Regions from separate parts of the Homo sapiens genome. Here region 2 is linked to region 1. Evidence: chromatin loops called from intact Hi-C (ENCODE). Cell type or tissue: dorsolateral prefrontal cortex. All regions are shown on one strand. Links, peaks and the distances in the headings refer to the core of each region. The heading gives the core; the rest is flanking DNA.

Region 1 (17,089 bases), core at 5,066-13,065:
ACAAGGCTTGAAACACAGAGACATGAAATATTACATATGGTATTTCTCCTATTAACTTACAAAATAAGCAAAAGAGAATTAAGACCCAATCCTCAGTTAAATCTGGAAGGGGTGAGTGAATATAAGATAGAAGAGATTACGAGAAGGGGCTTTAGAGTACCAACATGTCTCAAACGGGGGAAAAACCAACTCCTGAAGGTTGGACTGTTGTATGAACATGTAAACTGAAATATTAAGAATTTTACAGGCCAGGTGCAGTGGTTCATGCCTGTAATCCCAGCACTTTGGGAGGCTGAGGTGGGCAGATCACCTGAGGTCAGGAGTTCAAGACCAGCCTGACCAACATGGCGAAACCCCATCTCTATTAAAAACACAAAAATGTGGTGTGTGTTTGGTGGTGGGCACCTGTAATCCCAGCTACTAGGGAGGCTGAGACAGGAGAATAGCTTGAACCCAGGAGGCGGAAGTTGCAGTGAGCTGAGATTGTGCCACTGCACTCCAGCCTCGGCGACAGAGTGAGACTCTGTCTTAAAAAAAAAAAAAAATTTAGAAGAAGTGACAATTATTTCATTTTTAATTGATAAATAAAAATTATATTTACTGTGTACAACATGTTTTGAAATGCAAATACATTGTGAAATGGCTAAATTGAGCTAATTAATGTAAGCATTACCTCACATATTTTTTGTAGTGAGAACACTTAAAATCTACTCTCAGAGAGATTTTATTCTCAATGTATTCTTATACATTGTTATTAACTGTAAGAGGTGACTTTTAAAAATTGCGTGTTTTTCCTATGCGTTTATATCCTTAAAGAAAGTATGGTATATATATACAATAGAATATTTATTCAGCCTTAATAAAGGAAATCCTGCCGTATATGACACCATGAGATGAACCTGGAGGACATGATGTTAAGTGAAATAAGTCAGTCACAGAAGGACAAATATTGCATGATTCCACTTATATGAGGTATCTATAATAATCAAACTCAGAATAGAAGAGTGGCTGCTGTTCAATGCATATAAAGTTTCAGTTATAATAGATTGAGTATCTTCTAGAAACTTGTGAGCAACACGATGCCTTTACTTAACAATACTGTGTTGTGCACTTAAAGATTTTTTTTTTTTTTTTTGACATAGGGTCTTGCTCTATCGTCCAGGCCATATTGCAGTGGCACAATCACAGCTCACAGCAGCCTCGATTTCCTGGGCCCCAGTGATCCTCTCACCTCAGCCTTTTGAGTAGCTAGGACTACAGGCATGTGCCACCACGCCCAGCTAAGTTTTGTATTTTTGATAGAAACAGAGTTTTGCCATGTTGCCTAAGCTGGTCTCAAACTCCTAGGCTCAAGTGATCTGCCTATCTCAGCCTCTCAAAGTGCTGGGATTATAGGCATAAGCCACTGCACCTGGCCTTACTTAAATATTTAAGAGGGTAGATCTCATGTGACATGTTCTTATCACACACAAAAAAAAATCTCTCTCCAAAGTTTAAACTACCCTCTGTCGAATTTTACTCTGCATACTCACTTCTGACTGTCATTCTGTTTCAGGCAGAGATGTCATTTGTATTTGTATATGAAATATTGAACCATGAGGAATATGGCATTATTATACATATGTGGCACATAAAATTAAAGGTATTTTGCCAGTGTTTATGCATAAAACCATTCTTTTTTTTTTTTTTTTTTTTTTTTTGAGATGGGGTCCTGCTCTGTCTCCCAGGCTGGAGTGCAGTGGTGTGTTCACAGCTCACTGCAACCTCTATCTCCTGGCTCAAGTGATCTCACCTCAGCCTCCTAAGTAGCTGAAACCACAGGTGCACAATATCATACCCAGCTAATGTTTTAAATTTTTTGTAAAGACAAGGTCTCTCTATGTTGCCCAGGCTGGTCTTAAACTCCTGGGCTCAAGCAATCCTCCTGACTTGGCCTCCCAAAGTGTAGGGATTACAGGCATGAGCCACTGTGCCTGGCCCCAAACCCTTCCTATGACCTTCTCATCATTCTCATTATATTGACATTTGCTTTCTTTTCAGTCAGTTTGCATATATCCAGCAGTCAAGGACCGTACATTACATATTACTGTGTCTCCTCCCATGTCTAACAGAGTGGTCTGCACACAACAGCTGCTTGATAAATACTTGAGGGATGAGCAAGGAGGAAACGGAGCTAGGAAAGCCTGGAGAGTTTTATTTTAGGTTAGAGAATACTGTGGGCAAGATGTTTCGACACTGTTAAGGGATTTTTCTTTGAAAAGATTGAGTTAGTATGTTCAACAGCAATTTTTCATACATATATTGAAAGAGCCAATCTTTTCAGGGGCCCACATGGACATGGAACAAGAGGCTAGAAAGGAATGAGGAAGACAAAACATGTCTTCCTCATTTAAAACATTTAAAAAAGATATAGTAGAAAGCTTGAATGGAAGAGACAAAAAACATACTGATAAGTAATTTGTGTCAGCGAGGCAGTATAATACAGAGATGCCAAATTTGGAACTTGGGGAATAAAGACAGATTATAAAACATCTCCAGAATAAAGGGCCATGGTCTGTGAGAATAATATGGGTTTCTCTGAAGTATAGCAATTTAAATTCTCTAGTCCCATAAGATAGCTACAAAGAAGTATATGCAACTATGTGCAAACCAACAAGAACTTTGTGAAATGTTTCTTTTCGGATTATTAGTGGCAGGTAGTAACCTTTCTGATAACCTTAAGGATCTGAATGACTTGTACTCGGGGTGTCATACCAGTTCCCCAGCCAGCATGACAAACCATAAGGCCAGGCAGGGTGAGGTTGAGAGGGCCACCGTGCTGAGGGGCAGTGCACAGGTTCTGTGGTCCTCCTCACCAGCAGCATTGGCAGAAGTGGAAAGCAGAGCAGTGGCTGTCATTTTTGGCTTCTGCAGCATCAGATATGTACTATAATAGGCAGCAACAGAAATACAATGTTTACAGGGACTTTAAAGATGATTCTGACCAATTTCCTAGTTTCTCTTCATCAGTCCTCTACATGTCCGATTGCCTTAGGCAGACAGAACCTATGCTACATACTGATCTGCGCTATTTTTGTCTTCTCTTGCAAGTGGCCCACATTGAGAACTGGGGAAAGAGTGTGTGTGTGTGCATGTGTACAACAGAAATACATATAATTCCACTTAATTTCTTTCTTGGAGAAATTCCAAGTAAGAAATTATTTAAAATTATTTAAATTTCCAAGTAAAATTATTTAAAGGAATAATTCACATTATTCCTTTAAAATGTTTATGTTGGACACTCCTTGTTCATATCCACAGAAGAGGCAATGATGAGAGACATTATTGCAGAAGCATAATGAAGCATTCTAGATTGTCATTTCCCTTTTGTAATATTGCATTTACCTTCATTTACAATACCATTAATTCAAAACACTATTCAAATTCCTGAGCATTTAAAATATGTACACAGATTCTCTAGTCAATATCAGATAACATGATGGTATCTTGGGTTTTATTTCATTTTGAAAACTCACATAAATCTAATTAAAAGAAAACATTGTAACAATACAGATCTTAAGACCAATAGAAGACTCTATTTTTGTGTTAATTTCCTGCTGTCATGAGAAGAGGTTTTCAAGTAACAACAACCAAAGGTCCCCCGCATGTCACACTGTGTACTCATTTAGTCATTTATCAAATGCTTCTTGAGCATCTGCTAGTTACAGGCATTTTACTAGACATCGGGAAAGGGCAAGGAAGAATGGAGGGAGGCAAGGTGGTGGTGTGAGGGTTGGTGGGGATAATATGAAAGAGGTGATAGACACTGTTTCTGAATACGACATTTCACTGCTGTTAATATAAAGTTTTAAATATTCTTTCATATATAGTTAATTTTAGTTCCTTTTCAAATCAACGTATTGAAAATTTGTCTCCATAGGAACTTCAATAAAATTTTAATGAAAAATGGAATACTTGTAATAAATCTAATGGTTCACAATACACTATAATTAAGTCCGAGAATTTTAGAGCTGTAAGAGAACCCTTAGACCATGTGGTTTAAAACTTCACAGTTTATATTAAAATTATTATTTGTTCATTCATTTTGTATTAATTTTATTATAAATGTGAACCAAATGAAGACCAAAGGGGGCTTGGATTTGCCCACGTCCTCGGGAGGAAAGGAAAGACTACCCTCAGCAAGAGTGTCGGCCACTGCCGCCCTTCAGTTCACCAGACAGCACAGTGTCCAGTCTGTTGGCTAGGATTGCTGGGTTCAGTATGATCTCTTTTTCCTAGTAGGTCTTGAATCAGTAATTTTATTAACTATTATAAGGTTCATGTTACAGTGTTATTTTAATTGCAATATCAATTCACATTTCAGGATTCACTGTTTGCCTGTTATCTTGGCAACACTAAATCTATTAATACAATATCTTATATCTTTCATTTACATGCAGACTGCAAGTACCTGAAATGAAAATCAACAACTAATTCAAGACTACCTTAAAAAATTAAACTCATATTTTTAGTATCTACTCCCTATAATTCTTAATGTTGTTTTCTTTTAATTACTTAATTTGCCTAAGTAGCCTAGCTTCTGTCGTTATTATAATATTGTATCTGCTCTTGATTTTATTTTATAGAGCTATCTGAATTAAGCAACAAACCAGATGAAACATTTAACAGTTTAATTTGAAAAGAGTAAAATAAATATAGAGGATTTCACTGCATTCTGTAGTGCATGAAAAATGTAGCTTTTATTATTTATTTATTTATTTATTTATTTTTGAGACGGAGTTTTGCTGTTGTTGCCCAGGCTGGAGTTCAGTGATGTGATCTCGGCTCACTGCAACCTCTGCCTCCTGGGTTCAAGCGATTGTCCTGCCTCAGCCTCCAGAGGAGCTGGGACTACAGTCACGTGCCACCACACCCGGCTAATTTTGTATTTTTAGTAGAGACAGGGTTTCCCCATATTGGCTAAGATGTTCTCAATCTCCTGACCTTTCGATCTGCCCACCTCGGCCTCCCAAAGTGCTGGGATTACAGGCATGAGCCACTGTGCCTGGCCAAATGTAGCTATTCTTATGCAACATCTAACTCTGCCTGACAACTAGGCACAGTCCCCACGATCATGCTAAGGTTTTCAATCACATCATAATCTCTGCAACTGGACAGGAATAAGAGGATTCAGATGAACCCTTAAGTATAAATAAATGTCAGTATAGATTCAGAAAAAAAAAAAAACCCACTTAGGGGTATTTGTAGTAACAAAAATAGTGGCTACCATGTATCTACATGTACTGGGAACTCAATTTTTCCGATGTAGAGAGAGATTAAGCAATTGACCCAAGGTGGTGCATATAATAAGCAAGCTCCTGAGGGCAAAGGCTGGATCTTATTTATCATTTTACCCAGAAAGCCTCAGAATGCATGGCACAATCATTGCTGGAAGGGTGCCTGAGTTTTATTTTTAATGTTAGAGTTTGTTTTGTTCTCTCTCTTTCTCTGTGTGTGTGTGTGTGTGTTGTATGTTGTATTAGGATGAGGTAGCTCTTAAAATAAGAGGTTGATCCAGGGGACAATTACAATTATTTTCTAATTGATTTAGATAACTTATAGTGTAATAGTTTTTAGAGGATTTGGTGCATTTATCTGTAAAATAACCTCCCTAAGGGATATAACTATCCTTCTTGTGATAGATGCTTTCTCAAATCCTTATAAGTAACAATAGAAAAAAAAAAAAAGAGACCATGTTACATAACATAGCAAAAGGGAAGCCTTCCTGTTTTATTCTACTAAAAAAACCCCAAACCCCAAAAACAAACGCCTGTCTGTAGGCTGAAGTTAGGTCCAGTTGGTTTATTTGGCTTTCACCTCAGTGAGTGCTTTCACCAAAGGTAGAAGGCATTCTTGGCTTCACTCCCTGAAATAAGGTTTGACAGCTGTTCGATTCCACAGAGCAGTATTACATAACAAGGCAGTTCAAGAAGCAAAAAAGAAAACCACCTTGAAATGAGGCTTTGGTGAGTGGGCCCGTGGTTATACAGAATACACTTTTACCACCATAATGACAAGGATACATGAATGATTATCGTCATGGAAATGCTACGGTTTTTCCCCACACAAATTTCTGAACTGTACATACATAGATGTGTATATCACAATCAGTGACCTTCTAAGCGAGCGTCTGTGTGGGAGAGAACTGCACCTGCCACAGAGTCTGGGATGTTCTTGGAAGTCAAGTATGACTTTCCTCCTTTCTTATTTTTTATAGTGCCACCCCACAGAAACATTTTTAAATAACAGAGAGTAACTTCAATGGAAAGAGTCAATTCCGAGATTTCTGACCTTATTAGCAACTCTAAATAATATGTAATGCAACTCATTGTCTAAAATGAACTCTTTCTTGAGCATAAATACTCTAAGAACAAGTCCAAGCTGGTTTTCATTATTTTTCAGCTCCAGAGAAGGAAGAAGCTTTCCATTTTTTAAGGCTTAAAAAAAACACCCAAGTATCTTTAAAGCAGTTTAGATACCAAGGTAAGAGTTACAGTTGATGGCAGAGTCAGAACTTTCCAGCTGTGTAGAATTTATTCATTAAAGCCATGTGTTAAAATTGAGAAACAACTGGAAGATACAAACACAAAAAGAGTTTGTTTATGCAAATTCTTGAATAGACCTCCTAGTTGCTCTTAATCAATATTGATAAAAAGCATGTATAATGAACTTGACCTAGCACTCAAATGGCATTCTTAGTAGGTTTTTGCTGTTTTTGCTGAACAAATCAGAGTACATCTTTGGAGATATATTTAAGATCTCAGCTATTTCTAAACAGTGTACATACAATTTCCTCTTTATTAGTAACCCAAAGACTTCTTTTTTGACATAACTTCATATTGGCAAAAGGATTTATTTGGGGTCATTTTCCTGATAAAAATCCTGTTAGATCAGGTTGTATATCATGCAAAAAGAAACTGAGGCCTAGAAGCCTGAATGTATTGCTTAGGTTCCTAAATGAAAGATGTAGTGAATGCTAGATACACATATGATACCTCTTTTCTATCCGGTATTTAATCTACTAAGTTGCCTCTATTTCATTTTAAATCAAGATATTGGTTGAAAGGTAAGGTCCTTAATATGTTTAAAGAGGAAGAAGAAAACGTTATTTAGTTTATTTTAAAATATTAGCAATTTTTACATAGCCCACATATTTAAGAAACATAATTTTATTAGGTAATTTCTCCTTCATCCCAAAATGATCTGAAGATCACAAAAACCTATTCCTCACTATGGAAAATGCAGAGCATATGGGTGGGGGGGGGGGTGTTGGTATTTAGTGTTTGAGTAAAATAAATACTGGTGTTAAAAATCAGAATAAATTGCAAATGTGGAATGAAATTATCTATTTCAGAGCCTGGTGCATTATAGGTGCTGAATAAATGTTGAATAAATAAATAAATGAAAGATCATGATTTCCAGCTTTATCACATTTTGAAACCAAATTATTCCCTTTCTAAAATAAAACCTAATGATACTTTGTCTAAACTAAGAACATTCATGTCTCAAGAACCGCATCACAAAGTTGTCTAACTATTGGGAAGTTACTATAGAAATGCCAGTGCATCTACCTATTAAATGTAACTGGGTCTACTTATGCACCACCTCACGTTGTTTAATCTCTGAATTAGATTGCAAAGGACAGAAATTCAAGGCCTTATATCATGCTATAAATACAGACTAGATCTACATACAGCTTGAATCAACACACATATCACCTTGAAAGAAAATTCAAGTACAGTTGATAAACCACATTAACACAATAATTAAAAACTACACATACGCATACATGGTGAAAGCAAATACTCAAAAAGTGAGGAGAAGCTGCTAGTGTCAGCAGCATCAACAGTCCCATGGTAGCCATCCTCCTTTCATCATGGTCAATTCATTAACAGGGGAGAAAAGACAGAAACTATGAGAAATGCAAACCATCTGCTCAATCCAGATGCAACAGCACATGCCTCTTATATCCAAAGCTTTTTACCAGAAACACAGATCTAATCCTCTCATAAAATCTCCAACAGAGGTATTCAGACACATTTGTATCACAAATAAAAACAATGCCAAAATCATCATTAACTGAGACCTTTTAAATATCAGTCAAGACTTTTACCAGTGAGTACACATTGATAAAACAATATTAGAACAGCATTAGAGAAAAACAGGGTTGGATTTCTATTAGCCTTATTCAGCTATTCCTCAAGTAAAATCAGGCTGAAAACATCTCACTCCTTAAATAGCAAGAACATTTTAGTCAAGTCATCCTAGTTTTAAAAAGACATAAGATATTCCTTTAATATTATATATTTCAAGTAATATGCATTTCTTAAAAGACTAAAAGCAAATATTCTTACCTTGAAATTGTGAATCTTTTCATATTTTGGAATTTGCTCGTTTTCTTTCAGAGTTGCTCTTCTAACAAGTGATGTCAACTGCGAATAAGCAAAGAGTTTCAGAGGTTGCCAGATTGTCACAGACGACTTTGGAGAACCCAGTTTCATTCCCAAGGCTGCTATCAATAAATCTTGCTGACGGCCCTCTTGTTTTGATTTGTGAACTGCAGCCCTATTAGTTTTCCTCCCTGACCAAGACTCTTTGGATGGCATTTTGGAATTCACAAGGAAAGAAAACCTATAGTGGTCTATGTCTGTCGATGATATCTATTCAGCTAACACATGAGCATTCTGCCAGGCAGCACAGAACCCTAACCTACAGAGAGCTGCAGAGAAACACCACGGAGAGGTGGAGGAGGAGGATGAAGCACTTCTTAAACAGAGGTCGACTAACCAGCAAATTCTTCTTTCTTCCTTTTTTTTTCTTAAAGGGATCTATATTCTAGCTTCTAAAAACTTGAGTCTGAACAGAAATAAAAAGAAAGAGTCGATGCTAACATACAAAACACTCAGCATCTCTCTTTATCATTTTTTAAAAGGCATGCAATTTTGACAAATGATACATTTCTAAAAGCTTTCTTCTCTATTCAAGATATTAATGTCCATTCTGAATGAAAGATGCCTACATACTGCCTGCAATCAGTTTCTAGCAACAGACACCCTATGAAGCCCCTAGCAGGGAAGGTGGGGGGAAGGGAGGGATTTCACAAGGAAGGCTGCATTAGATTGGCCACCGTAAGAAAGGAGATAACCAATGAAAATCAAGCAACAGTATTTAAGTACTGTATTCCTAAACTCACTCTGTCTCTGTTTCTCCCTCCTCTCATGTAAGTAAGTTTCTTGCTGGCTCAAGGCAAAAAAAAAAAAAAAAAAAAAAAAAAAATCAGTGGGAAGGTAATGAGAAATGAATGAGTCATGCATTATTGCAAAATGGAATTTTTTTAACCTATTAAAAGCAGAGGAAAATTAACATACATACAGCACTAGGTTTTAAAAATAATGCAGCACCACTGCCAGGTAAATTATGAAAGGCTAATCTGTATCCTTTGCTCATTATGGACTGAGGTTAGCTAACCAAAACCCAATTTTATTAAAGACAAGGAAAAACTGGTGAGTATTTTGATGAAAGATAAAAGAAGTTTAACTAGGTATCATACTATTTTCATGCAGAACAAGGAGCATGCACATCACATTGCTAACAGCTTGCAGTGGTCAGTTTTGTCTTTGTATTATGAGTAGTTTTGTTGTGGGCTACACTTACATAGAAGAAACCATTATTTTAATTCTCTAGTCTCAACATTTTTTTTATTCAGAGAGCTTGAGGCCAGGTCATAGTGGAAGCCAGTTGGGAATAATTCCTTATTTGCACAGATCTCAATTATAGTGTAACTACTTATAGGACCCATATACTTTTTGTTTGCTGGTGTAGAAACGGGGTGGCTAGGTGAGAGACTTAGCACAACTTGACTTAGGAGCAATACCTACATTTTTTCACTAAGGTGCTACAGGATGCTTACATTTCCCATTTTGGTTCCCTAAGTACGTCCTATCATCTGTTTCTCATGCTATAATAATTAAGTTAAACCAATTATGCCAATGTTACACTGTATTTAAAGCATCTAAAATTCTATGTATTTAAATGGATTCAGTATATTTGTAGTGTAAATACTTTAATCTCAGATTTCATAATCTACAGGAGGTATGTGCCCAGTGCATATTCTACTTTAATTAGGGCATGAAGTGGTTCTTAAGCTATGCTAGACATTAAAAATAACAAATGACTGATTTTCTAAACATCCCTAAATTATTTTTGTTTACTTCAGTCTTTAGTCCCTTTTATTTTTCTAAAATTATGTCTAAGTAAATAAAAGGCAAAATTTATTTACATAGGAGTTTCAATTTCATGAGTTTATATACTTAGATAATTAATATGAGACATAAAATGCTCCCACTGCAAGAAGAAATGCAATGGAAAAAGTCTCCTTGCCTAGCCTAAATTGCTTTTCAGATTGGACCTATTTTGTCACATGATGACTAAAAATATAACGGCCAACCGACTCTTTAGACATGTACAGCCTAAAGTGAAGTTTAACCAATTCTCAGTAGGAACCAGAAAAAAACAGCTCCAAACACAAGTTGAACAGTAAAATTTTTTCTTCAACAATATTTGATATCAAGTTACTAAGTTAAAACAATCACACATGTAACCAAAGTAGCATCTTTTTCTTGAGTATTTTTGATCAACATCCTATTTTATAGATCATTCCTGGTTCTACAGCTATAGTTACTAAAATTCAAGCATAAAAATATTCATGATAGTTACCCAGAAAATTTATAGCTAGGTAAAAGTAAACATTTTGTCATTCAGAGGTAAGGTCTACTGTAGACTCTGCAGATTGTACTGTATTTCCTGAGTAATGTTCTATTTAGTCAAGAAATTCTGGATTAACTGCAATCTGAGCAGCTACCTAGGGCAGTAAGGAGATAGAAAACAACAGCTTAGGATGAAAACAGCGTTGGCTACTCTCAAATGGCTAAGGGTTTGGTCACTATTATGCCTTCAACATGGCAGTAACTGCACTTCTGCATTAATTTTGGTGAAGAACTTGTAAATAACAAAAATTGATAACTCTAAAATTCAGAACCAATATAATCAATAGTCTGACATTCTAGACAAATGTGTATCACTCATGCTTACAATATCTAGTAGATAGCCATCTACTCATATATAGAATCTATTAATTACGGTTATCACTTATTAGTTATTGAGTACATATATTCCAGACACCCAACTAAGCACTTTATACATAGAATCCCACTGAATCCACAGATAAACCCTATGAGGCATAAATTATCTTAATTTTATAGTTGAGAGGGCTGAGGCCTACAGTTTACTTCCCAAAGTTGCACAGCTAGTAGGTGGGGGGGCTGGGCTCATAAACACTACACTATATCCACCCAGGTGAGAAAATGAGAGGAAACCATGGAGTCTTCTCTCTGATTCTATTCAAGGTGGTTTCTCTAGTTACCTTCTTTCAATTTTGAGGAGTAGGAATAGATGGTAAGACAGACTAGCAGTAATTATCAATGGATGGTAAGAAAAATGTAGTAACCAAGATCTTATGATCTCAAGTTTAGCATGTAGTAGGAAATGCAGACTTCAAGGCTCAATTCAAACACCCCCTCCTACGTGATGGCTTTGATAATCTGCACCAATTAGAAGTGATATCATCCACTTGTGAACCTCACAGTCTTTCACTGGTTCATTAGTTATGGGACTGCCACATGCTACCTCATATCAGTTATCTGTGTAGCTGTTTAAATAGAATTAGGCTTTATGTGTATTTCTACACACCTTGAATCTAGCATAGCAGCTTACACAAAAAAAGGTTCAATATATATTTGGTTAAAAAATAAAACCAAATGAAGGCAGCTATTTTTATTGGGGGGCAGTGTGGTATAATGAAGAAAATATGATTTAAAATCAGAGAAACTGAAGTTTGAATACTGACCTTGGGAGTTCTGCTTTGTTTCTTGGTTACCTCATCTACATAATATGAATAATAATACCTGTCTCACAGGTTACTGGGAAGTTTAAAGAAATGACATACAAAAAAGATTATCTGCAGGGAGTAACCAATAAATGACAGGATTACAGGGGTGCTGAGCCCAATATTAGCTGTAGGTATATAGTGTAAGTATAAGACACAGGTCCCTGCCCTCAAGGAGTCTGTAATCTGCTTTAGGTCTATACCACATAAGCATGCCTGGAAACACTGCCCTTCCCATTGTGTTTTGTCTCTACCCAATTACCCATACTCTGGATCTAATCCTAATTTTTAAAAGGCATATAATGGCATATAATGACATGTATGCCAGCTGAGGAAGCAGATTAGGAGAGAAGTGGAAAGTGGCAAGAAAAGGAGATACTCAGTATTGTTAAGGATCCAGGAACACTGCTTGATGCTTCCCAAGGCTGTCTTATCTATTGTACCCACAGCCATCCTGGGAAGCATGTTGCATAATGGTCACTTTATAGATGAGGAAACTGGGGCTCACAGAGTGAGTTGCTCAAGGTCACACAGTCAGGATGTGGAGGTCTGAGCTCAGAATCCCCATCTTTTGTCTTCAAAGCCTGACAGCTCTTTCTGCTACCTTATGAGAGTAGTATATAAACATAAGGTGTTAAGCATATAGCACCTCTCATATTCTGGCTCTATAAAACAGAAGAAATAGTTTAACTGGGTGGGAGCCTAAACTGGTTGGGCACATATCTTACAAGGTCATTCTTGATAGAAACATTAACAGTATCTACCTTGTTATTTTGACTGGGAATCCTTGACCTGTTGTGGGACCTGATCCTGCCCATCCTTTTTTTTGAGACAAGGTCTCACTCTATTGCCCAGACTGGAGTGCAGTGGTGTGACCAGAGCTCACTGCAGCCTCAACCTCCTGGGCTCCATTGATCCTCCCACCTCAGCCTCCTGAGTAGCAGGGACTAGAGGCACATGCCACTACACCCAGATAATTCTTGTATTTTTTTTCTAGAGATGGAGTTTCTCCATGTTGCCCAGGCTGGTCTGGAACTCCTGGGCTCAAGTGATTCACTGGCCTCAGCCTCCCAAAGTGCTGGGATTATAGGCGTGAGCCATCGCACCCAGTGATCCTGCCCATCTTGACACAGATATCAATTCTGTAGGTTCATCTGAATGAGGCCTGGAAAATGGGATGGGGAACGGGCAGATTCCACAATCCTCTGTTTCTACCTTTGTCCATACTATCTGCAATATAGAGAGGAGGACTATAAAAACGGTAAGGAGGAAGTCCTAGCCAGAACAATCAGACAAGAGAAATAAAAGGAATCCAAATAGGAAAAGAAGAAGTCAAACTATTTCTCTTCATTGACAATATGATTCTATACTTAGGAAACCTTAAATTAGACTCTGGCAAAAGGCTACCAGAACTGATAAATGATTTTACGAAGGTTTCAGTTTACAAAATCAATGTACAAAAATCAGTAGCATTTCTATACACCAATAATGTCCATGCTGAGAGTCAAATCAAGAACATAATCCCATCTGGGCACAGTGGCTCACACCTGTAATCCCAGCACTTTGGAAGGCTGAGGTGGGAGGATCACTTGAGGTCAGGAGTTTGAGACCAGCCTGGCCAACATGATGAAACCCCTTTTTTTCCTCTATTAAAAAAAAAAATACAAAAATTAGCCGGGTGTGGTGGCAGGCACCTGTAACCTCAGCTACTTAGGAGGCTGAGGCAGGAGAATCACGTGAACCTGGGAGGCAGTGGTTGCAGTGAGCCGAGATTGCACCACAGGACTCCAGCTTGGGTGACAGAGATTCTGTCTCAAAAAAACAAACAAAACCGGTAACGAAAACATAATCCCATTTAAAGTAGCCACAAAGAAAATAAAATACCTGGGGATATGGCTAACCAAGGAGGTGAAAGATCTCTACAAGGAGAACTACAAAACATTGCTGAAAGAAATCAAAGATGACACAAATAAATGGAAAAATATCACATGCTCATAGATTGGAAGAATCAATTCATAAAAATGGCCATAATGCCCAAAGCAATTTATAGATTCAACACTATTCCTGTCAGATTACCAACATCATTCTTTACAGAATTAGAAAAACCTATTCTAAAATTCATATGAAACCAAAAAAAGAGCCTGGCTAGACAAAGCAATCCTAAGCAAAAAGAACAAAGCTGGAGGTATCACACTACCTGACTTCAAACTAAGTTATAACGTTATAGTAACCAAGACAGCAAGGTACTGGTACAAAAACAGACACACAGACCAATGGAAGAGAGCAGAATACCAAGAAATAAAGCCTCACACTTAAAACAATCTGATCTTCGACAAGGCTGACAAAAATAAGTAATGGAGAAAGGACTCCCTAAGAAACAAGTAATGGGAAAAGGATTCAATAAATAGTGCTGGGATAACTGGCTAGTCATATGCAGAAGAATGAAAATTGGATCCTTACCTTTCACCATATACAAAACTTAACATGGATTAAAGATTTAAAGATCTCAAACTATAAAAATCCTAGAGGAGAACCTAGGAAATACCCTTTTTCGTATCAACTTTGGGAAAGAATTTTTGTGTAATCCCTAAAAGCAACTGCAACAAAAACAAAAATGGACAAGTGGGCCTAATTCAACCGAAGAGCTTGTGCACAGCAAAAGAAACTATCAATAGAGTAAGCAGACAATTTACAGAATGGGAAAAATATTTGCAAACTATGCACCCGGCAAAGGTCGAATAACTGAAGTCTATAACAATCTATAACAAACTTAAATCAACAAGCAAAAAACAACCCCAATAAAAAATGGGCAAAGGACATGAACAAACACTTCTCAAAGGAAGACATATAAATGGCTGACAAACATATGAAAAAATGCTTATCATCACTAATCATCAGAGAAATGCAAATCAGAACCAAAATGAGATACCATCTCACACCAGTCAGAAATGCTATTATTTAAAAAGTCAGAAAACAACAGATGCTGATGAGGCTGTGGAGAAAAGAGAACACTTATACAATGTTGGTGGGAATATAAATTAGCTCAGCCACTGTGGAAAGCAGTTTGGGGATTTCCCAAATAATTTAAAACAGAACTACCATTCGACCCAGCAATCCCACTACTAGGTATATACCCAAAGGAAAACAGATCATTATACCAAAAAGACACATGCACTTCCATGTTCATCACAACACTATTCACAATAGAAAAGAGACGGAATCAACCCAGGTGCCCATCAATGGTGGACTGGATAAAGAAAATGTGGTACATACACACTATGGTATACTATGCAGCCATTAAAAAACATCATGTCCTTTGCAGCAACATGGACAGAGCTGGAGGCCATAATCCTAAACAGATGAATGCAGGAACAGAAACCCAAATAATGCATGTTCTCACTTACATGCAGAAGTTAAATGCTGAGCATGCACGAACATAAACTTGGGAACAATAGATACTGTGAGCTACTAGAAGGGAGAGGGTGGGATGCATCTAAAAACTACCTATTGGGTACTATGTTCGCTACCTGAGTGCAATATACCCATGTCACAAACCTGCACATGTACGCCCTGTATCCACAATTAAAGTTGAGTGAAAAAATAAATAAAAATGTAAAGTACTATGTTAATACTTCAAAAAATATGATCAAATTTTCATAGCAGATCTTTGCATTTTACAATAAAGTGTTTAAAATACTATATTCTATTTTTCTCATTTTAATACTGTTTTGTTATTATAATTACTATGATCAATTTTACTCAGTGCCAAACTGAGAACCACTTTTCACCTGTTTGTGAAGAGACATGGATTTTAAGCCACAATGTACATTGCCTATGTCACTGAAAAGAAAAAAAAAAGGTAAGGGGTGGGGTAGAGGAGCAGTGTGAGGAATAAGAAATAGAAGGTGAAATAGGTGACCTTGAATAGGAACACATTCACTGTTTTTCAAATAAATTCCCACTGATCTTACTACCCTGTCATTTTTCCAATAAGCAAAAATCCACAAATACTGGATTTGCATTGAGCTAGCGTCTCATTTTCACCAAGTGTGGTAAAATAGGAAACTCAAGGGCTCTGGGGCCAGACAAAAGTGCTAACCTTAACTCTGTCATTTATTGGCTATGGCACCTCCTTGGTCAAGTAACTGATTTATTTCTGTCTTTGTTTCTTTATATGTAAAATGAATTGAAAATACTTATGGTATAGAATTATTAGGAATCAAATGAGATACTATGTGGGAAGCATTTTTGCATTACTTCTGGCACAGAAAGGAAATCAATAAATGGAAGTTTGCCTCTCTTTCCTTGTGTCAAAGGACCTACATTTCCAAGATCAGAGTTAGCATAATTTGTGACTATGATATGGATTAAAGACCTACGGCCATTGTTCTATGCAATGTGAGCTCAGGTCAAATTATAACCAATAATTTAGGGACACATTATAAGCATCACTGTTATGCAATTTTTACTTTACCTTATTTCTGGCAATTTTATAATTAAAAGAACATCCATGCTCATACTCAGTAATCCCATCAAATCCTGCTTATAGGAAAGGGTCTTATCAATTCACACTAAAGTACAAATGACCAATTATACTCTTTTCCACAAATACCTAGTTTTTAATGTGGGATTGAGACTTAAGCCAAAGAAATAATTCTCTAACTAATAAATGTCAGGACTTATTTATAGTCAGAATGTTCTCTAGGACACTGGAAGGACCTCATGTAACATAAAAAGCCACCTCCTTTGTAACATCAAGGTGATACCATAGAATCATTAGCACAATGCTCCAGTTATCAAAGCTAAGTCAACAATCCATCCAAAAAGCACCACAGAGGAATGTTCTAGCTGGCAGGACCCTTACGATTGGGAAGGTGCTGAGTAACTGGATTAACTCTTGGGTAATATGAGTTTCTCATTCAGGTTTAGTGAAATCCTGCAATTTCTATAAAATGTTAAAATTGAGGCACAAACAACACAGCTTTCCTGAAACCTCCAAAATCAAGTTATAACATAAACATTTATGGATTCAAGCAAATTCAACTCAACTTAGATACACAGATTATTCTTACTTGCATACCCTGAATTATAATATGTAACCTATTT
Region 2 (17,089 bases), core at 5,600-13,599, 49 kb after region 1:
TTCTTATCAGACTTTAAATACAACTAGACTAGGATTTCTGACTATGGAAAAGCAATAAACCATATTTGTATTTGCTACTTAGTTTCTGGGGTTAATTAGCTTTTTCTCTCTAATGAAGATATTAGGCATCAGATATAATCAACCTATTAGATGAAAAAAAGAATTATCAACATAACAATAGTTACCACTTGTTGATTTGTAATGGCTAATAAGCAAAAGGCTTAAAATGTAATACAGAATGTATTTCTGTGTTTATTTTAATAATACTATCTAATACTTTTTGAGTGTTATATCCTAGGCACTATGTATGTATTAACTCAAATAATCCCTCCAGTGTCTCTAGGAGGTATTACTATTATTACATCCTCATCTTATAGATAAGGAAACTGAAACTTAGGGAGATAAAGTAACTTGCCTAAAGTCATATAGAAAATGTAAAAAAGAATTTGCATCCAGGACTGTCTGACTGCAAGGCATTTTCTGAATAATCAACCACCTATATTTATTTAAAATCACAGGGCCAAAAAGATTATCAAAAGCCCCATAATTAGGCTATGTATCTTTTAGAGCAACATAACAAAGAAATCATGAATATCTGTCTACTTAAGAGATCCTAAGACAAGAGTCGTAAACGGAATGAAAAATAGATTTCTGCAGTTTCCTATTTATGCAAAGAACTGTATCACAGAAAAGCGTTCTAAGTCTGACAATTTATTATTCAATGCAATTCTACTAAATAAGCCCAGTATATGCCAACCACTGCAAAAGGTTTAAGGAAACCAAGATGTACAAGACTTCATTTCTGCCCTGGAGGACCTTAGTTCATTTTTAAAGACAGATAGACTTATAAATATTTACTATAGGTAGTGCCTGCACTTAGGTATATTTATAGAATATGTGAAGATATTTTCAGAAAATAAATTAATAACTATATGATCAAAAGCACCAGGAAAAAAACATGTTCAATAGAGACTCAAATATATAACCTTGTACATTAGGTACCATCTCTAAAAATCAAAACACTTGAGTCATAAATACATTTTTTCTTTTTCTAGTGAACCTAAAAACCTGGCAGCAAACAGTTATTGGAACCCTTGGCAAAATTTTGAAAGTCCTAGCAGGAAAGGTCAATCTGCATCTTGGAGAATGACCACAATTGAGAGCAGAAGCTGAGCCAAAACCTACACAATTGTCTGAAATAAGAGCAGATGGGGAACAAGAGGAGGGAGAAACACTCACTCGGAAGGATGACAAGAACCATAAGGCGGCGATTGTAGCCTGGGGATAACATGAAGCATTCATAGATCTGTTCTACTATACTCAAGGAAGAAAGGGCAATATGGGGTTTTGAGGGGAGACAAATCAAAACAAACATTCAGTGCATTTAATAAGATAAGGGTAATATATCAACAAATCAAAATACCTTTAAGAGAACTTCAGAAACCAGTTAAGAAGTTGCAGTACTCCAGGTAAATGCAAAGCCCAGAAGGAGGTGCATTGAAAGGTAAGAAGAGCCATTTCACTTTATCCACAATAACCTCTTCCCCAAGCTGCACAGCTAAGCTCTTCTTGCAGCTTCTGGGTGATGGGGGAGAGCAGTGGGGAGAAGAGTGGAACATGCATGCAATGTTGGCTTTTTAGAGGGTTTCTTGAAGGATTGTTTTTCCTCTTGCCTCAGGGCACTCACTCAAAGCACTAATGGAACTGGTAATGTAAGGATGGTTTGCAGCAGCAAAAGAGGTCTTATGGTGCCACAGAGAAGCCAGTGCAGCCCGGTGTGAATCCACAAAAGGTGGGAGGGAGAAGAGTGGAGTATGAATATGGTGTTCCAACTTTTCAGGAAGCTATTCAAGGGACTAACGTCTCACTTGATTCAGGGGAGAGTGGGACAGCTTGCTGCTGTAGACCAAGAACCTGCAAAACTACTCACAGATACCAGAGGGAGCAAGAGATTAAAAGCTCCTGAAAAAGAAACCAGCAAATCTCTCTAACTGGGAAATTACACACACAAGCCCAGAGAAAACACATCTCCCCTAAAAGGTTTTAGAGGCCCCTAGAATCTCTACACAGGTTAATTCATAAAGGTTTTCTCCTGTATGAAACCAGTCCATAAAGGCTGGAAAAGGTGGTTTTTTTTTCAAACACACTCAGCTAAAAACAAGAATGAACTTATAAGCATATGAAGAAACAAGGAAATAGCACAATCAATGGAACAAAATTAATCTCCTGAAACTAAACCCAAATAAATGGATATCTATGAAATATCTGAAAAAGAATTCAAAATAAGTGTCTAAAAGAAATTCAATGATCTACAAGACAGCACAGATAAGCAACTGAACAATATCAAGGAAAAAAATGCATGACAAAATAAAATCAACAAAGACACAGAAACTATAAAAAAGAAACCAATAAATTCTATAGCTGAAGAATACAATAAATGGATTAAAAAGGGATTCAACAGCAGACTTTATAAAGCAGAAGAAAGAATCAGCAAACTTAAAGACAGGTCATTTGAAATTATTGACCTCAAAGAATAAAGAGAAAAATGAACCAAAAAAAGTGAAGAAATCCTAAGGGACTTATGGGATACTACAAAGTGTATCAATATATGCATTATGGGAATTCCAGAAAGAGAAAAAGCAGCAGAGCTAATTTGAAGAAATATCCCAAGTTTGAGGAAATGAAATAGAAATCCAAATTTAAGAAGCTTGAAGAATTCTAACCAGAATAAATAAATATGTGTGTGTGTGTGTGTGTGCACGCGTGTGTGTATGTATATATATGAAATACACAAAAGAAAATGAGAAGGGAATCAAACCATATCAATAAAAAAACAATGAAACAAAAATGAAAGCAACCAGAGAAGAGAGACAATAGCTATAAGATAAGCAAAAAACAATTAACAAAATGGCAATAGTAAGTCCTCCATTATCCATAATTAGTTTAAATGTAAATGGATTAAACTCTCCAGTTGAAAGATAGAGAGTGGCTGAATAAATATACAAGCAAAATGCAACTATACACTGTCTACAAAAGACTCACCTTAGATGTAAAAACACACAAGCCAAGAGTGAAAGGGTGGACAAAGATACACCATGCAAATGGTAACCAAAGGAAGGCAGGTGACCATACTTGTATCATGGAAAATAGACTTTTACTAAGTAAAAAGCTGTTACAAGAGGCAAAGAAGGACATTACATGATAATAAAAGGGTCAATTCACCAGGAAGATATAGTAAGTATAAATATAAGGCTATAGGCACTTAGCCAGCTACAGTAGCATGTACCTGCCCTAGTCCCAGCTACTCAAGAGGCTGAGGCAGAAGCATCATTTAAGCCCAGAAGTTCGGGACCAGCATGGGCAATACAGCAAGACCATCTTTAAAAAGAAGAAGAAGAAGAAAAAATATATACGCACCTATTAGAGCACCCAAATATACAAAGCTAACACTGACAGAATTGAAAGGAGAAATTCATAGTAACATAATAGCAGGAAATTTCAATACCCTACTTTAATAATGAGTAGAAAAACCAGATAGACAATCAACAAGGAATAGGAGGACTTAAACAGCATTATACCCCAACTGAACCTAATAGGCACATACAGAACACTCCACCAAACAGCAGAAGAATGCACATTCTTCTCACATATACATGGAATATTCTCCAGGTTAGATCATGTGTTAGGCCTCAAAACAAGTCTTAAAAAATTTAAGAAGGCTTAAATCATACCAAGTATCTTTTCTGATCACAATGAAGTGAAACCAGATATCAATAGCAGTAGAAAAACTAACACGGTAGGGCTAACACGGTGAAACCCTGTCTCTACTAAAAATACAAAAAAAAAAATTAGCCGGGTGTGGTAGTGGGCGCCTGTGGTCCCAGCTACTTGGGAGGCTGAGGCAGGAGAATGGTGCGAACCTGGGAGGCAGAGCTTGCAGTGAGCCGAGATAGTGCCACTGCACTCCAGCTTGGGCGACAGAGCAAGACTCCATCTCAAAAAAAAAAAAAAAAAAAAAAAAAGAAAAAAGAAAAACTAAAAAATTCACAAATATGTGGAAATCAAATAATATACTCTTGGAAAAACTATGGGTCAAAGAAGAAATCACAAGGAAAACTAGAAAATATCTTGAGACAAATGAAAATAGGCCGGGAGCGGTGGCTCATGCCTGTAATCCCAGCACTTTGGGAGGCTGAGATGGGTGGATCATGAGGTCCGGAGTTCAAGACCAGCCTGGCCAAGATGGTGAAACCCTGTCTCTACTAAAAATACAAAAATTAGCTGGGCTTGGTGGTGGGCACTTGTAATCCCAGCTACTCAGGAGGCTGAGGTACAGAATTGCTCAAACCCGGGAGGTGGAAGTTGCAGTGAGCCGAGATCATGCCATTGCATTCCAGCCTGGGTGACAGAGCGAGACTCCATCTCAAAAAAAAAAAAAGAAAAAAAAGAAAAGAAAAACACAACGTACTTTTGGGATGCAGCAAGAGCAGAACTAAGAGGCAGTTTATAGTGGTAAATACCTACATGAAAAAAGAAAGATCTCAATCAAATAATTTTGCACCTCAAGGAACTAGGGGAAAAAAAGGACCAATAAAACTCAAAGTTAGCAAAAGGAAGGTAATAGCAGTGATTAGAGCTGAAATAAACAAAATAGACACTAGAAAAACAACAGAGGAAAAAAAACCAACTATGAGTTAGTTTTTTAAAAAGATCAACAAAATTGACAAGCCATTAAGAAAAATATAGCAAAGACTAAAATCAGAAGTGAAACAAGAAATATTACAACTGATGCCACAAAAATAAAAAGTAAAAGAAATTACTATGAATAATTATATGTCAACAAACTGGATAACCTAAAAATGAATTAATTCACATAAACATATAACCTACCAAGACTGAATTATAAAGAAACAGAAAATCTGAACAGACCTGTAACTAGCAAGGACATCGAATCAGCAGTCAACAGCTTCCCAATAAAGAAAAGGACAGGACCAGATGGCTTCAGTGAAAAACTCTACCAAACATTTAAAAAAGAATAATTGCCATTCCTTCTCAAACTCTTCTAAAAATTTGAAGAGGAAGTGTTATTATTTGAATGTTTGTGTCCCCTGCAAAATTAATGTTGAAACTTAATCTCCAATGCAGTGGTATTAAGAGGTGGGGCCTTTATGAAACAATCACTTTGTAAATGGAATTAAAGCCTTTATAAAAGAGGCTTCACCCAGGGTTTGGCCCTTTTTCCCTTCTGTTCCTTTCACAATGTGAGAACACAGTGTTCAGACTGCCATCTTGGAAGCACAGTCTGGGCCCTCACCAGACACTAAATGTGCTAACACCGTGGTCTTGGATTTACCAGATGCCAGTAGTATGAGAAATAAACATCAATTGTCTATATATTACCCAGTCTGCTGTATTTTGTTACAGCAGCACAAACAGACTAAGACAGGAAGGAATATTTCCAAACTCATTTTATGATGCTAGCATTACTGTGATACCAAAGCCAGACAAAGATTACTACAAGAAAACTATAGACCAATATCCTTGATGAATATTGAAACAGAAATCCTCACCAACCTAGTGAACCAAATTAAACAGCACATTAAAAGAATTACATACATAACATGACCACGTGAAATTTACCCCGGGGATGCAAGAATGAGTCACTATACAAAATATAAATGTAATACACTACATTGACAAAATGAAGGGCAAAAACCACATGATCACCTCAATTGATGCAGGAAAAGTATCTAACTAAATTCAGCACCCTTGCATTTAAAAAACAAAAAACACCACTCAACAAACTGGGAATAGAAGGAAATTACCTCAGTATAAAAGGGTTATAGATAAAAAGCCCTCACCTTATATCAAATTTAATGCTGAAAAACTGAAAGCTCTTCCTCTAAGATCAGGAACAAGGCAAGGATGGCCACTCTCACCACTTCTGTTCAACCTAGTACTGGAAGTTCTTGGCAGAGCAATTAGGCAAGAAAAAGAAATTAAAAGCATCCAAATTGCAAAGGAACAAGTAAAATTACCTCTGTTCACAGATGACATCATCTCTTATGTAGAAAACCTTAAAGACTCCACAAGAAAACTATCAGAACCAATAAATGAATTTAGTAAAACTGCAGGATACAAACATCAACATGGAAAAATCAGCTATATTTCTATGTAGTAACAATGAACAATCCGAAAGGGTAACTAAGAAGACAACTCCATTTACAAGAGTATCAAAAAGAATAAAATACTTAGAAATAAACTTAAAAGGCAAAAGACTTGTATACTAAAAACTACAAAACATTACTGAAAGAAATTGAAGAAGACACAAATAAATGCGAAGATACTCATGTTTACAGGTTAGAAAACTTAATACTGTTAAAAATGTCCATACTATCCAAAGCAATCTAGACACTAAAGCAATCTAGACACTAAAGCAATCCCTACTAAAACCTCCATAGAATTTTTGCAGAAGTAGAAAAAAGATTCTGAAATTCATATGAAATCTCAAAAGACCACAAATGGCCAAAACGATCTTGGGAAAGACAAACAAGGCTGGATGCCTCAAATATCCTCATTTCAAAGCATATAACAAAGCTACAAAGCTACAGTAATCAAAGTTGTATGGTTTTGGACATAGACCAATGAAAGAGAACAGAGAGCTCAGATATAAACTGTCATGTGTATGGTCAAATGATCTTTAACAAGAGTACCAAGACTACACAACAGGAAAAGGATAGTCTCTTCAACAAACAGTGTTGGGAAATCTAGATATCTATATGCAAAGGAATCATCTGTATACACCATGTACAAACATCAACTCAAAATGGATTAAAGACCTAAATAGAAGACCTGAAACAACACAACTCCTAGAAGAAAACATAGGGGAAAAACATCATGACATTGGAATGGGCAGTAATTTCTTGGATATGACACCAAAAGCACAAGTAACAAGAGCAAAAACAGACAAATGGCACGACAGCACAAAAAACTTCTGCACAATGAAGGCAACAATCAACAGAGTGAAAAGGTAACCTAGGGAATGGGAGGAAATATTTATAAGCCATATTATCAGATATGGGGCTAATATCCAGAATATATAAAATATATAAAGAACCCCTATAACTCAATAACCAAAAAGTAGTAATAACCCAATTAAAAACTGGCCAAAGGAACAGACATTTCTCCAAAGAAGATATACAAATGACAAACAAGCATATGAAAAGATGTCCAACATCACTAATCATCAGGGAAATGCAAATCAAAACCATAATGAGATATCACTCCATGCCCATTAAAATGACCACTACCAAAAAAACCAGAAAATAACAAATGGTGAGGATGTGGAACAAATGGAATGCTTGTGTACAGTTGGTGAGACTGGAAAACGGTGAAAAACACTATGAAAAACAGTATGGAGGTTCCTCACAAAATTAAAAATAGAACTATTATTATGACCCAGCAATCCGACTTCCGCATATCTATTCAAAAGGATAGAAAACAGGATCTTGAAGATACTTGCACACCCATATTCGCTGCAGCATTGTTCACAATAGCCAAGATGTGAAAGCAACCAAGACGTCTATTGATGGATGAGTGGATAAAGAAAATGTGGTACAGTAGTCCACCTCATACATGGTTTCGTTTTCTGTGGTTTCAGTTACCTATGGTCAACCACGGTCTGAAAATATTAAATGGAAAATTTAGAAATAAATAATACACGTCTTACATTGCGTGCCATTCTGAATAGCGTGATGAAATCTTGCCCCTTCACTCTCTGTCTCTCCCAGGACATGAACTGTCCCTTTATCCAGCATATCCATTTTGTATAAGCTACCCACCTGTTAGTCACTTAGTAGCTCATTATCAGCTGGAAAAACATAGTATATACACACACACACGCGCGCACACACACACACACACACACAAAGGGTTTAGTACTATCCACAGTTTCAGGTATCCACTGGGGTCTTGAATGTATACACTGCAGATAAGAGAGGACTACTGTGTATACATATGTGGTTATATATAGGAGTATATATATGTGTGTGTGTGTATATATATATATATACACACACACACACACACACACACACAATGGAGTATTATTCAGCTTTTAAAATGAAGGAAATCCTTTCATATGCTACAACACGGATGAACCGTGAGGACATTATGTTAAGCAAAATAAGCCAATCATAAAAAGGATCCACTTATACGGATATCTAGAGCAGTCAAAATCATGCAAACAAAAAGTAGAATGGTGGCTGCTATGGGGTAGGAGGAAGGGAAATGGGGAGTTGTTCAATGGGTACAGATTTTCAGTCACACAAGAGGAAAAAGTTCTGGAGAGCTGTTGTACAACAATGTGCATAGAGTTAACAATACTGTAATTGCACTTAAAAATTATTAAGTTAAAAAAGATAAATAAGCAAGTTCAGAAAAACAGGGGTACAGAACCAAAAAGATAATCCATTGAGACAAGTTAATAACTGCCCTTCCCTCTGTAAATCCAAACATATCTCTTCATGCAAGACAACAGAAGTAATTATTACCCTTAATCTAAAAACTGAATGGGCCATCCGAAAAATTATGCTATTCATAGCAAAGTAGGTTTCTGAAATCTCAATCCCTTCAGATTCTACTATAAGTATTAATTATACATGGAAAGTTTCCATTTTCTCCTCAGCTCAACTCACAAAAAACTGTTCACAGAGAGTTGAAGGTTCATCAGCAGTTTCAGTGAGCAGAGGAGAGAAATGAATGTGATTAAAATCAAGACATTGAAACATTTCTGATAAAAGAGGAAAGTGACTTTGGACCAATTAATTAAGAACACCCAAAACACCTATACTGACTCTAAATCCACATCTATGTTTGCTTATATGACATTTATAAAGTTCTTAATAATTTTGGGCTTCAATTTTTTTAAATTATAGGAGTTGGAAAATGAGAAGTCACAAAGGCCAAATCTAAAATTAAAAAAAAAACTCCTTTATATATAAGATCTACATATGTTCATTATAAGCCCCAGTATAGTATAAAGAGCCTGGTTTGTATTCCTGAGGTAGAACTGAATACTGCTACATAACGCATTAACTTCTCTATGTATTAGATATGCTAAAGATTACACTTATAAAAGAGAAAACACAAACCTCTTTGCTTCACATCTTTATCTGTATTCTCCTCCCTCTTCTTAATCAAGTTCCTATTTTATCTCATACTGTTTTCAAGGCATGTTACCAGCCTGTCACTGCTTCCTGAGCTTTGCTAATTTCTTAAAATCTAAACACAATTAAATCACGGTTTTCTAAAAAGCATATGGTGACATTTGGCTGGGATAGAGAGGACAGTTTAATTGGGTAGATAACTATATGAACTTAATATATATCTTTCAATGAAAGTATTTTAGTAACCAATACATGTATTTGTGCTGAAAATCATGATGTCAGTCCAACTCAGTTTGTCACATCATGCTTTTACACAATTTTTAGAAAGACACACAGACAGCACTACACAGAAGCCCACATTTTGTATATATCATATTCATCCTCTTAATCTGCAAAGTAAATGAGTAAATTCAGTTAATGACTACATTTAACATTTAACCTTCAATGGTTATGGGTGTTGGTGCTTCTAGTTTTCCTGTTTCCAACACCACTGTACTTAATTCTGTTTATCAACAAATCCTCAAAATTTGTATTTGTTGGTTAATGAATATCACCACCATATGTATATAATATACATCTATTATCTAATGATATAAATTACCTTTTTACCTATACTGTAAATATATCAACACTCAAATCATATATATAAATTTAGTGAAATAGCTTATAATTAAATGTGAAAGAGCACAGAGAGGAGGGAAGCAAAGGAAGAAAGGGATTTCCCCTCCCACCTTCTATTGATAGATTCTGGCAAATTCTAAAATTGGTGTATTCTCTGTGTGTTCTGGCAAAATTTGGGTATAAAATGCTGGATAACCATTTGCAACCTTATGCTCTTTCTTATTCAAAATGGATGTTCCAGTTTCTGAAATGTACTGATTTTAAAGACTGAAAAGATGATTATTCCTGAATTAAGCAATATCTTATTGTGTACACTTACTGAATTTTTATTGTTTGGCACATTATAATGTAAGAGAAATGCATTTATTCTTTTGTATTTTGGCAGAGCAGAAGCCTGTCCTTGAACGGCTGTCAGCATAAACGACAAAAGATCAACATTTGCCTTAAGATCACAACAGAATTATCAACAGATAAAATAAATCTCTGTGTGCTTGTGTGTGTGTGTGTGTGTGTATATACGTATATATAAACATATATATTTTCAGATAGGTCTTAGACGTGTTTGTTCTATTGGCAGGATAGTTAAAAAAAAAAAAAATCAAAATACCCCAAAGTTTAGCTCCATGTAATAAAGTATTCCCCCCGCCTCCTGTAGTAGATCAAAAAAACAGTGTAGAGTTTCATCAGCCCGTCTAGTAGCTAGTTAAGCTACCCATATATGTATGTACTTTTATTTTGAAAACAAGCAAACTCATAACTTGATAGAAAACACAAAAATAAACACAATGAAAATGAAAGCTGGCTAAGCAAGACAGTTCAGACAACACAGAAAGAATAGGTTCCTTAGAACTGATTTACAATCTATTCTCTTCTGGGACTATTAATAAAAAAAGGCCTGTGGTGAAAAAAAGAGGCAGGGAGAAGGAAAGAACCCACTTAAAGTATTTCTCCAACTGAGTGACTTGCTCCTAAATCTGACAGAAATCTTTTATTTCTGCCGCAGAGACTGCTGACAGCCTCCCAATATCCATTTCTCTCTTTTTCCTCAGTGATAGCATCCTGATTTTCAGGTATGAACATGGCTCCCTAGACTAACTACTACATTTCTCAGCTTCTTTTACCTTACTGGTAGGAGTGACAAATGAGAATAAATCCAAATGGTATCTTCACCCCTCTGCCGTCTCATTAGCTGGAATGTGCATATAAAGTCTGGTGCCTTGCAGCTACCACGAGATAAATTTGGGTGCCACACACAGGAAAAGCAACAAAATGGAACTAGTCAGGGCCTCTCACCTTGTGGAGAGCCACACCAGCCTTGAAGTCACTCCCAATACTTTGAACATGGGAGAAAAACAAACAACTATTTTGGGTAAGAAATTGTCACTTCTGGCCAGGCGCAGTGGCTCACGCCTGTAATCCCAGAACTTTGGGAAGCCAAGGCGGGCGGATCACGAGGTCAGGAGATTGAGACCATCCTGGCCAACATGGTGAAATCCCGTCTCTACTGAAAAAAAAAAAAAAAAATAGCTGGGCTTGGTGGCGCACACCTGTAGTCCCAGCTACTTAGGAGGCTGAGGCAGGAGAATCACTTGAACCCGGGAAGCAGAGGTTCCAGTGACCCAAGATCGCGCCACTGCACTCCAGCCTGGGCGACAGAGCGAGACTCCGTCTCAAAAAAACAAAGAAATTGTCGCTTCTTATCCGGTTACTTGTAGTCAAACCTAATTCCAGTTCTCATTCCCTACTGCAAAGATAGAATAATTTCATTATTTTAAGATTTTTTTTCTACAAGATCATGTCTATCTGGGCACAATACTATAAATTTTTTAAAAGGTGATCCTATGTTAACTTTCTCCCCAACAGTGGCAGAAAATTCTTGTCTAAGAATTCTACCATAATAACAAAATTAATAAACTAAAAAAATGTATAAACAGGAAGTCCCTAAAATATTCCCGATTACCTAGTATTGCCACCCCAAAATATGCTTTTGTTTGTCTGTTACAATGATATAGGAAAAATAAAGAGTACAATTTTAGTTATTTTTATGGAGATTGGGCTTGCTTAGAAAATTCCAAGAAAATCCTGAGGGAGTCACAGAGCTTTAAAACTCCTTGGCTGTCAGTAGGACGGGCTCCTTTGGTTCCTAGACCCCCACACAGCCTTGTTACCTTCTCAGTTCCTTTTTTATATACATTTATACCAGTAGATTCTTTTTGAATGAAAAAGTGCTGTAAGAAGCCTAGTCTAAGAAAAACTTTGGTAACTGAAAAGGAGGGCACTCAGGAGAAGACAGACACGATACATATGAATTAGAAAGAGTCACAGTATAGGTAAGTTTAAAAATCAGCAATAAAAATAGTAGCAATTACATGTGAACAACAAAAGCAAAGTGAAAATAAAAACACTTACATCCTGTGAATATCTTCTTGTCCCTGTGTCTGTGACTCAGTATATATGTCAACTCTAGATTGTGTAAAGAGGTCAAAGATTTGCCAAAGATGGTAGCAGTAACAGACAGGGGTTGCCAAACTTTAGCTCTAGAGCCAAATCTAGGCCACTGCCTATTATTGTATCACCAACAAGCTAAACATTGGTTTTAAATTTTTCAGTGGTTACCTTTTAAATGGCTACACAAGCATCTATATAACATAATATTCTCAATTGGCCTGCAATGCCTAAAATATTTACTATAGGATCCTTTACAGAAAAAGTTTGCCAACACCTGATCTATGTGCTTAGCCATGTCTTTTTGACTAAAATTAAGGACAGGAAAAATAAATGTAACCTCAATTTTGAGGAGCTTGTCAAATTCCAAAGTAGAGTTGACATCAATAAGATGTTAAGAATAATTCCCCAAAATTGGGAAGAGGGGTGGAAAGGTCACCCAGATTGAATTGGAACCACTGCTTAGCCATTAGCAAACAAATCTTAAGAATTATACCATATGGTATTCTGTGAGGCATTAGTGTTATCTGTTTTCAAAAAAGTTAGGGAAATAACAAACTGTCAGTTTTTATGTGTATATGTATGTTCATTTTGTTTCACTGCAGAACTTCTCAGAGTCTTTAGAAATATCACCAGGACAGGGATACAGTATGCAACAATCCCCAAATATATTCTACTTTACTTCTGTGTACCTATTAATATTTTGAAGAAAGTATTAAATACAATACAGTTGGGAAAATATTTATCGAATATCAAAATAAATTATTGGTGGATAAACAAGTTACATGTTAACACACCATGAAATCTAGAAGAAAGTAAATGTAACTACCAAGGCCAGGGGCAGTGACTCACAACTACAATCACAGCACTCTGGGACCCGGAGAAGGGAGGATTGCTTCTCGGGCCAGGAGTTCAGGAGAAGGCTAGGAGTTCAAGACCAGCCTGGTGGCACCCTGTCTCTACATAAAAATGAAAAAATTAGCCAGGTGCGGTGATATGTGCCTGTAGGCCTAGCTACTTGGGAGGCTGAGGCAGGAGGATCACTTCAGCTGAGGAGTTCCAGGCTACAGTGAGCTATGATCATACTCCAGGCTAGACAACAGAGCAAGACCCTGTCTCATAAAAATTTTTAAAACGTAACCATCAAGGCCAGGCGCAGTGGCTCACGCCTGTAATCCCAGTACTTTGGGAGGCCAAGGCGGGTGGATCACCTGAGGTCAGGAGTTCGAGACCAACCTGGCCAACATGGTGAAACTGCGTCTCTACTAAAAATACAAAATTAGCCGGGCGTGGTGACAGGTGCCTGTATGCCCAGCTACACGGGAGGGTGAGGCAGGAGAATCGCTTGAACCCAGGAAGCAGAGGTTGCAGTGAGCTGAGATTGCGCCATTGCACCCCAGCCTGGGCAAAAAGAGCGAAACTCCATCTCAAAAAAAAAAAAAGTAACTATCAAATATCTTGTGGAGGTGTGCTATCTAGGGCAAAGAAAAATGGAATAAATTTTATAAAATAAAATTTTCACTTAGAAAAAGATTCACTGAAGTGTAACCAGGAAAAATTAAATTATGTCAAAGACCAACAAAAATAGAGAAAGCTTGCATGGTAAATATAATAAATGGTTGCATAAATACTATACACAAAATATATAGGGCAATGGACATGAAGAGGTTACTAAGAGAAAAGGTAACAAGTAACTTTCTTGTGTGCATCCACTATTGATCTACTTCAGCTGTTTATTCTTCAGAAACCAAAAGGAAATTCAAGCTTGGGTTATGTCACAGCCCAGCTCTTAGAATAAAGAGCAAAATTCTTAACCGGGCCTACAAGAAGCAGATGTGCAGCCTCACTTCTTCCCTCTCCAACTCACTGTGCTCCCGGCCACCCTCTTCTTTCAGTTCAGAGATGTGCACTGCAGCCCTTGCATGGACATGCTGGTCGGGCTTCTAGGTTCTTTCTCTTTGCCCTCTCACTCACTCTCTTTCCTTAGATCACTCTCACAACGCTTCAGTTCTCAAATCAGACTTTCCTTTCTCAGAAAAGCCTTCCCTGATTGCAATTTAGATTTAGAGTGAGACTCTGGGTTTAGATCAGATCCTCCTTTATGCACTCGTATCTCCCTTGCTTTCCTTCCACAGCATTTGCCTCAGTTTTTAGCTTGGCATTTGTGGGACAATTCATTAAAGTCTAATCCTCTCTCTACCTAATAAACTGTTAAGCTCCATAAGGCCAGGGATCTTGACTGTTTTGTTTTTCCTTGTATCTCCAGCACCTAGAAGGATATTGCAATTTTCTAAAAACAAAGCAACAGGGAGAACAACAAAAATACATTTAATAAATGCCAAAAAATAATGTTTGTCTTTGAGGGCCATGAGATTATAGGTAATATTTTCCTTTTCCTACTTTTCTGCATTTTATATATAGTACACGTGGTAATAAAAACAAAGTTACTGATAGACCTACATTTAAATAAGTAAATGTAAGTGAAAATCAGAATTTTTAAAAAGGGGAGGTGAAACTTAACCTTACGAAGAATTAATTCAAATAGCAAACTTCTCATATATTTATCAACATGGAAAATATTCATAATACACAGCTAACTGAAAAAAAGCATACCATAATATAGTGTACCTTGTATAAAGTCATTTCTGTATAACTCGGGAAAATGCTAGAATTTCATACAACACAGTTTTAACAGTGATTATTTCTGGATAGTAGAATTGGGGTGCTTTTTGCCTTTGTGTTTTCCTACATTTTAAAATATTTTTTGTATTGTATATTTGTCAGGGAAAAAATGCTAATCTTTTTGAACAGCTATCTCCTCTTGTGCTTTTACAATACAGTTCAATTTGCAACACATTTTCAGGAACACATCAATTTTTTCAAGTAAGGGATGCCTTATGTTAAACTAGCCATTTCCTACTGTGTCACATCAATTACTTTCTATGGTTTGTTTTATTAAAGAACACCTGAGCAAGGGTACCTCACATAAACTGGAATTATTATATCAATGTTTTTAAAAAGCTTTTTAGCACTGATAATATATTATATTTTAAATAAATTGTGCTATCCCCTTCATCAATATTAATTTTCTAATACTGCAGAACTAAATGTTACTGTCATCATGTGTTATCACTTACTCTTATATCTTAAAATTTTCCCATAAAATGATTCATAATCTAAACTAAGAGGAGAAAAACAGTTTTGAAAAATGTTCTACAGAACATTATTTTTCACTTATTCCAAATAGCACAACAAGAAGGTTTGCAGGAAATGGAATGAAACCATGGTAACCAACTGAACCTATCATGAGCTATCAGATCAAAAGAACACACAGTACATTACACGTCAACGCCTACTAGCAGCATAATCCTTCCCCAGTTCCTTTTGATCCTTCTTCTTTAACATGAAAAATGCTTTCAACCAATTTTCATATTTTAAAACTGCAAAAGCCCCTTTATCAGTATCTACTATGATTCTCTGGCTTTACTCAGGAACTCTTTGGCCAAGCTCACTTTATAAGTCAACCTAATGTTTTGAGATTCAATTAGGAATTGTTGGGTGTTTTCAATCATTAGCAAAATTACATTTTTTACTTCAGTGCATTTTATCATTTTCTAAGATAGCAGCAATAGTTTCTTCACACAAAATCTTCAGAACTGTAAAGATTGTATTACCCTCTCACAGAAATCCCTTGCTTAATAGAATTTTATCAGTATTCTAAACTCAAAGCCACAATAAATTAAATAACAACTACATTTACAGAACACAGATGAGTCCTTTTTGACTATCTCGTTGTCCATTCTATCACTGATCATCAACCTCCTCATAGGCACTGAAGCTAAACTCACAGAATCTGGCTCAACATGATCTTAAACTACCAATTAGCTAAAACTAAATACACAAGGTAATGATGGCTTTTGTCAGGCATTAGCTGTTTATTGCACAACTATATAGTCAGGCAGACAATAGGGCAAACCTCTGCAAAGACTAGAGATCATCTTTGCTGTTACAGTTAGCCACTCCTTAATGATTTTCATTTAAAATAAAACACAATATGCACATATGCCATAAAAACAGAAGTATATTTTATGCATGACCAGTTTCTGGAAGGATAGAAAGTAATTGTGAATGGTGTTATCTCTAGGGAGTGGAACTAGAAGTATGTCACGGTGGGAAAGTACTATAATTTATCATTCTAAACACTTTTATTTCAAAATTTTTTAACCATATCTATGTGCTGCTTTTATAACAGAAATATAATAAATTACACAGATGCAAATACGCTTATTTTTATAAAGAATTATTGCTGTTTTACTTTGATAAGTTATACAAGGTTACTATAAAATTATTTTTATAAGTACAAATAATTACCAAGTGATCGTATAATGGGATTTTTGTTTAAATTATTAAACTTCAAATGCACTTAATTTGGCTTTTTTCTTTTGAGACTACGGGGGTGGAAAGTTAACCCTTGAGAATAAGTTGGAATAAACCTTATCTTTAAAGGCTTTAAACAAAGGTATATCTGTTTATAAAAATAGTAATGTGTTGATAACTTTAAAATCTTAATTACTAAAATGGCATTGATTTAAAAACTAAGAGTAGGCTGGGCACGGTGGCTCATGCCTGTAATCCCGGCACTTTTGGAGGCTGAGGCAGGTGGATCACCTGTGGTTGGGAGTTCGAGACCAGCCTGACCAACATGGAGAAACCCCGTCTCTACTAAAAAATACAAAATTAGCTGGGCATGGTGGTGCATGCCTGTAGTCCCAGCTACTCGGGAGGCTGAGGCAGGAGAATCGCTTGAACCCGGGAGGTGGAGGTTGTGGCACGAGATTGTGCCATTGCACTCCAGC

Evidence for each region. A loop is a pair of places that touch in the nucleus more often than their neighbours do. Peaks named below come from ENCODE experiments on the same cell type or tissue, not always from the same donor. Only the 100,000 strongest peaks of a DNase experiment are listed, where the experiment ranks them.
Region 2: a loop joins it to region 1, with 3 times the contacts of the local background. A loop is called at or near these places in 3 of 110 quality-filtered maps.

Annotation. Positions count from the first base shown.
Region 1 is chr2:174,838,487-174,855,575 of GRCh38, forward strand. It overlaps CHN1 (chimerin 1), which reads right to left. Exons shown (of 13, transcript NM_001822.7): 7 at 8,394-8,471. Among named protein-coding and RNA genes, the nearest start is that of CHRNA1, 83 kb to the left of the region's middle. In dorsolateral prefrontal cortex, for the core only: no CTCF peak of the experiment used is centred there; a DNase peak (open chromatin) is centred at 9,131; H3K4me3 peaks cover 4,312 bases; H3K27ac peaks cover 4,058 bases.
Region 2 is chr2:174,887,144-174,904,232 of GRCh38, forward strand. All of the region lies in intron 5 of CHN1 (chimerin 1), which reads right to left. Among named protein-coding and RNA genes, the nearest start is that of CHN1, 110 kb to the right of the region's middle. In dorsolateral prefrontal cortex, for the core only: no CTCF peak of the experiment used is centred there; no DNase peak of the experiment used is centred there; H3K4me3 peaks cover 406 bases; H3K27ac peaks cover 5,056 bases.